3 separate regions of the Homo sapiens genome follow, and regions 1 and 2 are each linked to region 3. A link is a loop called in an ENCODE intact Hi-C map of the cell type or tissue named here. Cell type or tissue: Caco-2. All regions are shown on one strand. Region 1 overlaps PCDH7 (protocadherin 7). Region 2 overlaps PCDH7 (protocadherin 7). Region 3 overlaps PCDH7 (protocadherin 7).

Region 1 (2,500 bases), 290 kb after region 3:
GTGCAATACTTAGTGCAATACCTGCATTCCCAGCCATGCTTTTCTCCCTTCCTGTCCACCGATGCAGGCAGGGTCATTTGTCCTATCTGCCCTTTAGTGCTCACACAACTGTCATGCTATTGCAGATGGAGATGTGGTTTTTATCTTTGTGAATGTTGGCTGTCCTCAAATATATATGTATGGCAAAATGAACCACAATATCAAGAGCCTTCGATGCTCTTTTCAAAGCTATTGTTACAAACTTACGGGCAGTAACTGCTCATACTGGAACTGTAAGATAAATGTTTTAAATTCTATGAAGTATTCCATTTGTCTGCCAGTCTTCCAATGGCATCTCATGACACTTAGGGTAAAACCATGCACAACATAACCTCTTCTCTGAACTTTCTTCCTAACACTTCCTTTCTAATACTCCCATACTCCCCAACCCCTCTCCCACCATGCTGGTCTCCAGGACCAGGCTTCAAGTATCCCATACAGGTTTCTACCTGGATCTTCCTGTTCTCTCTGTGTGGTGAGATGCTCAATATTCACATGGTTTCCTCCCTCCTACAGTTTAGGTCTTTCTCAAACATCACCTTCTTATCAAGGCCTTTCTTGATAGCTAATTGCAGCCCTCACGGTCCTCAGAACTCCCTACATTGTCTCTGCATTTTTTTTCATAACATTTGCCACCATCTAAGTGTACACTTTGCTTATCAATGTCTTATTAATCATGCACATTTCTCTACTAGAATGTAAGCTCCCCGTGATAGCAGTGATTTTTAGCAAGGCTGTTCTTTCCCGTCCTAACACCTTGAGCACTGCCTGGCACAGAGCATGTACATATGCATTATATGAATGTTTGTTGCTTTCAGTCACTAATCTGATCACTCCAATCATTCTACAAGCTTTTATTGAGAGCCTACTATGTATGCAACGTTGGGTATTCAGTGATAAATTAGACAGTCCTTTTTCTTGAAAAGGTCACATAATTGCGGGAATAGGCATATAAAAATTTAATTGGAATGCAAAGTGATTAGTGTATGTCGAATGAAGACTAAAGGAAGGAGAACAACTCATTTGGCGTGGGAGGCAGGGAAAGCATTGCATAGGAAGTGACATTTGAGCTGAGTCATGAAATATGAGTGTGTTTCTGAGAAATGGAGAAGGATCAAAGGATGTTTCATACAGGCAAAAAGGAATGTACAAAGGCACACAGCTGATACAGGGGAAATCCTGTTGGGCAAATAGTAAATAGGCTAGGTATGGCTAGCATACCTGAGCAGGGCTAGGCAGAGTGCCTGCGAGGAAAGTCAGAAAATGCAGATTGATAATCATTTGCTAAGGGCCTTTCTGCCCTGCTCACGGTGTTCGCTTTATCCTATTGGTGCTACTGAAGGCTTTTACACACAGGAGCAACTTGGACAATCCAGAAAGCAAGATCTATTTTTTTGGAATAACTCTTAGGGCATCATGAAAGGTAGAACATTTGAGGATGAAGCCTAGAAAAAGGAGCAGAATGGGTGTGCAGCTACAGGGAGATAGTGAGTTTGACTTTGCACACATTACACATTGAGTCTTGTGCACAAATACAGAAACCAACTGTCATTTGAAAATAGAAGCTCTTTTGATAGGTGGTGACTGCTATAATAAGGAGTGTAACTCAATGGAAGCTTTGGGAATGTGACATTGAAAGGATGAAAAAGATGTAGAACTGTTTGGAGGTAGAAGTACCCCCTGGATATAGTGACAGCTGTTACTGTAAGCTCTGGGAGCAGAGCTTCCTACAAACAGTGGCACAGTAAGGCTGAAAGATCCAAGCCTCTCAGTCAGAGGAGACTTAGCAAAAAACAGTTGGAAAAGGAGATTAAGGCGTAGGCCAGAGAGTAGTGAGCTCACAGCCAAAAGGGAGATGAAGAAATAAATACGTACAAAGGAAGACTCCATTTTATGGTGGGAGAGAGCTGTGAAGAAGTTGGTACATGTTTAAGATGTTAGACATCTAAGCAAGAACTAATGGGGAGAGAGACTGAACAAAAGACAGGAAGAGAATGAGTAATGAAACAATGTTTTAGGAGAAATATAGGTAGTGGCGTAACATACAGGGATAACAAACAGCCTGAGCATTTTTTAAGTTGACACAAGCAAAATTTTCTTAACATGCACAGAAACATGAAAGATAAGAAGAGGTTGTACCGTATTCGGGGTGTCAGCACAATGTAATGGTTGAGACCAAGGTCTCTAGCATCAGACATTAAGGATTCAAGTTCCATTATTACCGTTTACTAAGTATATGACCTGAAGTTACTGAATCTGTATTTGTCTCAGTTTCCTCATCTTCCGGGTGGGTGCTATCATTTGGACATAGTTGGTTTGTCCCCACCAAATCTCATGTTGAAATTTGATCCCCCGTGTGGTGCTGTTGGGAGGTAAGGACTAGTGGGAGGTGTCTGGGTCATGAGGGAAGATCCCTCATGAACAGCGGGGTGCCATTCTTGAGGTAGTGAGTTCTTACACT
Region 2 (2,500 bases), 180 kb after region 3:
GCACTGAACATTCCTTGTCAGAGAAGCTAAATCAGAACATACACAACGCCTGCTCGTAAGTGCTCAGGAAAAGGCAGAGACAATTCAGCAAGGAACTTAAGTCAGCAGCGTAATGTTTAAAATTGGGGTTTTGCAATCTGACATACCACTTGAATTTCAGCTGTACCATTTTGTATGATGCTAGCATGCAAATGAACCTAAATCACCATTTCTTCATCTTTAAAATAGCACTATAATAGGGATTAAACGAGGTGATGTATGTAAAACACTTAGCACCATGCCTGGCATATAGGAATTTCGCCAGAAAGGGTAGCTTTAAAAAGTGAATATTCATAACAGTTGGTATCATTAACTGAAGTCCCAGTTAGTAGTGCATGAATTTTTATTTCTGTCAGAATACATTTCTGACAGGACTACTGAAAAGTAGTGAAAATGACGGATTTTATAAGACATGTAATGATGGATAATAACTATTAATAATAACTAATGTGGCTTCAAATTTGAGCCTCTTTTAGGGAAAGGTTTTATGACATCCTCTTATAGAAAAACCAGCATGATTGACAGACCTACATTTTAATGTATATTAAAAATATCGTGCAATTTTTAAACTGCATCCTAATCCAGAACTATATGTTAGTTTCTCAAAATGAGGATATCACCTCTGATAAAATGCAAGTATCTCTTTTGAATAGCCCTACCATCAGAATGAAAAATGAATGCTATTTTCCCCTCAGGTGATCCATATGAGTGACAGGGACAAATAGACATATTCCACATCACACTGCATGTCTGTTTTCCCCTTTCTCGCAAGGAAGTGGCGGCACCAGTGAATCACCAAACCTTCTGTGGGCTCCTACCCAGAGAAAGGCTGTGTGCCAGGCTCTCAGTTGAATCCACGGATGTCTAAATCCTTGTCCTTCCTTTCCCCCAAGGAGCCTACAGCTTAGGTGATGAGATCCAGGAGAAAAAAATGATGGTTAGGAATGCAAAAGTTAGTGAGTACATCATGTACCATCTTAAAAGAGGCTTTCATTCTTCCTTGCTGAACAATGATTTGAGTATTAGGTGCCCTGAAGTATAGGACAAATGTTGTAAATAATTACAAAGCACATCACAAAACATATACTTTCTTACTGATTTGAGTATATTCTTTAAAATTCCAACAATTTCTGTGAGGGGGCCTGTGGGAAATACTAAGACGGACCCTCACCTCCATTCTTACCTTTTTCTCCCTTAGCATACAGAGACTAATTCTACACAGGATAAACAAATCAAATCAGAACTAAAAGTTCAAACCAGCAATAATTCTCCATCTGTGGTTTACATTTCTGGGAAGTCACAGAGAGCTCTGATCCATGGACCTGTACAGACAGCCTGAGGTGACATACCAATTGAATCTCATCACCCTGGGCAAACAATCTCTAATTCCATCTAGATGGTAGCAAGCAAAGGTGTAGAAAACAATTTTCCCATTTCTACACCATGAACCTTAGATCTACCTCACATTTAAGAATAAGGTTTCATTTCCTTTTTGTTACCCCAACCAAAGTCCAGCTCTGTGTTCTGGGGGGAAACCAAAAAGAAAGGAAAAGAAAAAGGAAAACAAAACGTCAGGTTTACTGCTTTATCAAAATGAGGGCTACATACAGAAACTTCTTTAATGGCTGCAGAAGGGTTTCATCTTTCCTTTGCAAGTCCTGTTTCTCTGTAAACGATTGTCTTATTCCAGTTTACCATGTAAGGATTGCAGAGAAAGGAGTAAAAACACATCAAAAGGACAATACTTTTTTTTTTTTTTTGCCAGAGATTCTATTTGTGGAAAGAATTTTCCTTTTATGGCCATGGCCAGAAAGCAACTGATTGCTGAGCAAAGCTGTGTAAGCAAAATATCCAGTCACTTCATTTCACAGTAATGTAACCTGGAAAATTGAACAGAAAAGTTAGAAACTGGAGTATATTTGCTCTAACGTTACAGCAATCAGCCCAAAAATGCCTCTATTAAAAAGATCTAAGTCAAATAAGGAAAGCTGTTGTGTATAATGGAAAGAGCATGAACTTCAGGTCAAACAGATCTCATTTTGCCTCTGTTTAAGTCTTTGCTACACAAGCTGACTAAGCATCTGTTTCCTTAAATTTACAATATTAATAGCAATACTTCTTTCTGGAGGAAGTTTAGATAATTTAATGAAATAATGTAGATATGTTAGGTAATTAGTAACCTGTTAAGTAACAAGCCAGGTTAAACTTCTCAAATCTCCCCTCATTACCAACATGTAAATAAAGTTAAGCTTCTTGATATAGAACCAGCTTTTTTAAAATTTTGCCAAGTAAAGAAAGGAGGGCAATGGAAGGAAGTAGAAAGAGCCATGAGATAATGAGCAGAAATAACTCAAGACTATCAGGTAATAAGAGAGCTTTAAAAAGACAGGAGTGGAGTCATTTCATGTTCATTTAACATACAGGAATTCAACTAGGTTCAGGCAAAAACACAGAAGGAGCT
Region 3 (2,500 bases):
AACTTTATCTCCCTCCTCCTGAAAAGGAAAGACAGCTATAGTGAATCTTATTTTTATTTTCCTAAGAAAGGACTCCAAGCTTATTAAAATAACCAATTAATTAATTTAGAGATTCTTGTTATTGTTTGTTAAAACACCAAATTATATTACTAACAACACTCACATTTTTGTCTGTTTCACTGCTTAGTACTTTAGAATAACTCTAGTGCACAAATGTGGTAGTAATGTATTATCCCACATATATTAAATCATTATTATATTTTAAAAATCTAGATAAAATACATAAAATTGAAAGTTGTTAGCCTCCTAGCATAAGAAAACACAGAAATGTCAATCAATGAAAAATGAAATCAATATTCTGTGTCTGTTGAATGCATTCTTCTTGCTGATAATTACACTTAAAAAAATGAAAAGGGAGAAAGCCATAATACCTTGTTGTCATAGGATATTTATGCTTAAAGAAATATGGGATATAAAATTTACACTATATAAATGAAAAAAAGCCACAGTTATAGTATTAAAATGTGTGCCCACAGACATGTGTATACCTTTTGACTTTTCTCTGCACAGTTTGTATAAAAATCCCAGAGTCCACTTTGTTAATCTTGAGAATGTCTGGCTTTCTGCATAACCTGCTAATTTCTTTCCAGCCCCCTAAAATGTGGCATCTGTTATACTGAATGAACCCTCTCCTCATTGTTTCTTAATGGTAGGCACCACTATTATTTACTTACTTACTGACCTATTTATGTATTTAAATAAACAGAAGTTGTCCCTAAGAGATTGCCACTTTTAGGCATAAGTTACACCAGAAGCTGCCATCTTCTCTCCTTTCTCTCATCATTAGATATCCTTAGAGAAAGGTAAACTACTTCCAGCCAGCTCCATTTTCTCAGCTCCCATTTAATTTTAAGTCCCTTACACTTTAGCCTATGCCTTTACCATGACAAAGCAATTGCCTTGAAGGCTTACAGTGATCTCCTTTGTAAACTCAGTAACTGCTCAGCCTCATCCTCCTTTAACCTCTTGAAAATATTAACTAAAGAACTTCTACACAGCAAAAGAAACTATTATCAGAGTAAAGAAACTATTATCAGAGTGAACAAACAATCTACACAATGGGAGAAATTTTTGCAATCTATCCATCTGACAAATGTCTAACGTCCAGCATCTACAAGGTACTTAAACAAATTTACAAGAAACAAACAAACAAAAAACCCCATTAAAAAGTGAGCAAAGGGCAACATGAACTGAGAGTTCTCAAAAGAAGACATTCATGCAGCCAACAAACATATCTTAAAAAGCTCAACATCACTAATCTTTAGAGAATACAAATCAAAACCACAATCAGATAGCATCTCACACCAGTCAGAAAGGCTATTACTAAAAGTCAAAAAACAACAGATGCTGGGGAGGTTGTGGAGAAAAAGGAACACTTTTCCACTGTTGGTGGGAGTGTAAATTAGTTCAAACATTGTGGAAGACAGTGTGGCAATTCCTCAGAGACCTAGAGGCAGAAATACCATTTGACCCAGCAATCCCATTTCTGGGTATATACCCAAAGGAATATAAATCATTCCATTATAAAGATACATGCACGCATATGTTCATTGAAGCACATTATTTTATGCCAGATGCTATGGTTTGAATAGTTGTCCCCTCCAGAACTCATGTTGAAACTTAATCCCTAGGGTAACAGTATTACGAGATGAGGTCTTTAAGAGGTGATTGGGTTATAGAAGCTCTGCCCCCATGAAAAAAATCCATTCACGGATTCATGAATTAATGGATTAATGCATTATCATGAGAGTGAGTTGGTTATCATAGGAATGGGCCATTATATAGGCTAGTTTGGCTGTCTCCTGTGAGCCCCTCAGAATGTGATACCCTGTGCTTCCTTGGGACTCTGCACCAGCAAAAGGCCCCTCACCAGATGTAGCCCCTGAACCTCTGACTTTCCAGCCCCTAGAACGATAATAAATATGTTTCTTTTCTTTATAAATTACCCAGTCTCAAGTATTCTGTTAAAGGAACAAAAAATTGAACAAGACATCAAACTTTACAGTAATTCCTTTATGCACATTATTTTGCTGAAAACAATCTCTTTTTTTATGTTATCCACCACTGATCATCTGCATTTTTCAAATGGTAGTTTTTACACTTTACTATACATCACATTTATTTTTGTGCAATTGTCTCTCCCTAAAGAGTAAAATTTTTGAGTTTGACTTCGATATCTAATCCTTCCCCAATGCTTCCCACAGGACCCCAAAGAAACTAAGTTAGGAGTTAACTTACAAGACTCCCTTTTCTTGAAACGATCTGCATAAACGATTCATAAATATAAAATACACACACACATACCCATATAGACACACACGCATGATAGTTTTCATAAATTATTGCAACACTGTTCATCAAAAAAATCAAATATTCTCCATGTCAATGTAATTAACAGTCATTAATACAGCATGCAAAGATCAAAAAGAGATTGGAGAAT

What was found. A loop is a pair of places that touch in the nucleus more often than their neighbours do. Peaks named below come from ENCODE experiments on the same cell type or tissue, not always from the same donor. Only the 100,000 strongest peaks of a DNase experiment are listed, where the experiment ranks them.
Region 1: it touches region 3 in a loop (10-fold over the local background); 1 of 110 quality-filtered maps calls a loop at or near these places.
Region 2: it touches region 3 in a loop (6-fold over the local background); 1 of 110 quality-filtered maps calls a loop at or near these places.

Annotation. Positions count from the first base shown.
Region 1 is chr4:30,756,231-30,758,730 of GRCh38, reverse strand. The region is part of intron 1 of PCDH7 (protocadherin 7); the gene reads right to left. Among named protein-coding and RNA genes, the nearest start is that of PCDH7, 37 kb to the right of the region's middle. RefSeq lists an enhancer at 595-1,794. In Caco-2, no CTCF peak of the experiment used is centred here; a DNase peak (open chromatin) is centred at 1,260.
Region 2 is chr4:30,865,997-30,868,496 of GRCh38, reverse strand. All of the region lies in intron 1 of PCDH7 (protocadherin 7), which reads right to left. Among named protein-coding and RNA genes, the nearest start is that of PCDH7, 150 kb to the right of the region's middle. In Caco-2, no CTCF peak of the experiment used is centred here; a DNase peak (open chromatin) is centred at 1,376.
Region 3 is chr4:31,042,348-31,044,847 of GRCh38, reverse strand. The region is part of intron 2 of PCDH7 (protocadherin 7); the gene reads right to left. Among named protein-coding and RNA genes, the nearest start is that of LINC02497, 130 kb to the left of the region's middle. RefSeq lists an enhancer at 650-1,219. In Caco-2, no CTCF peak of the experiment used is centred here; no DNase peak of the experiment used is centred here.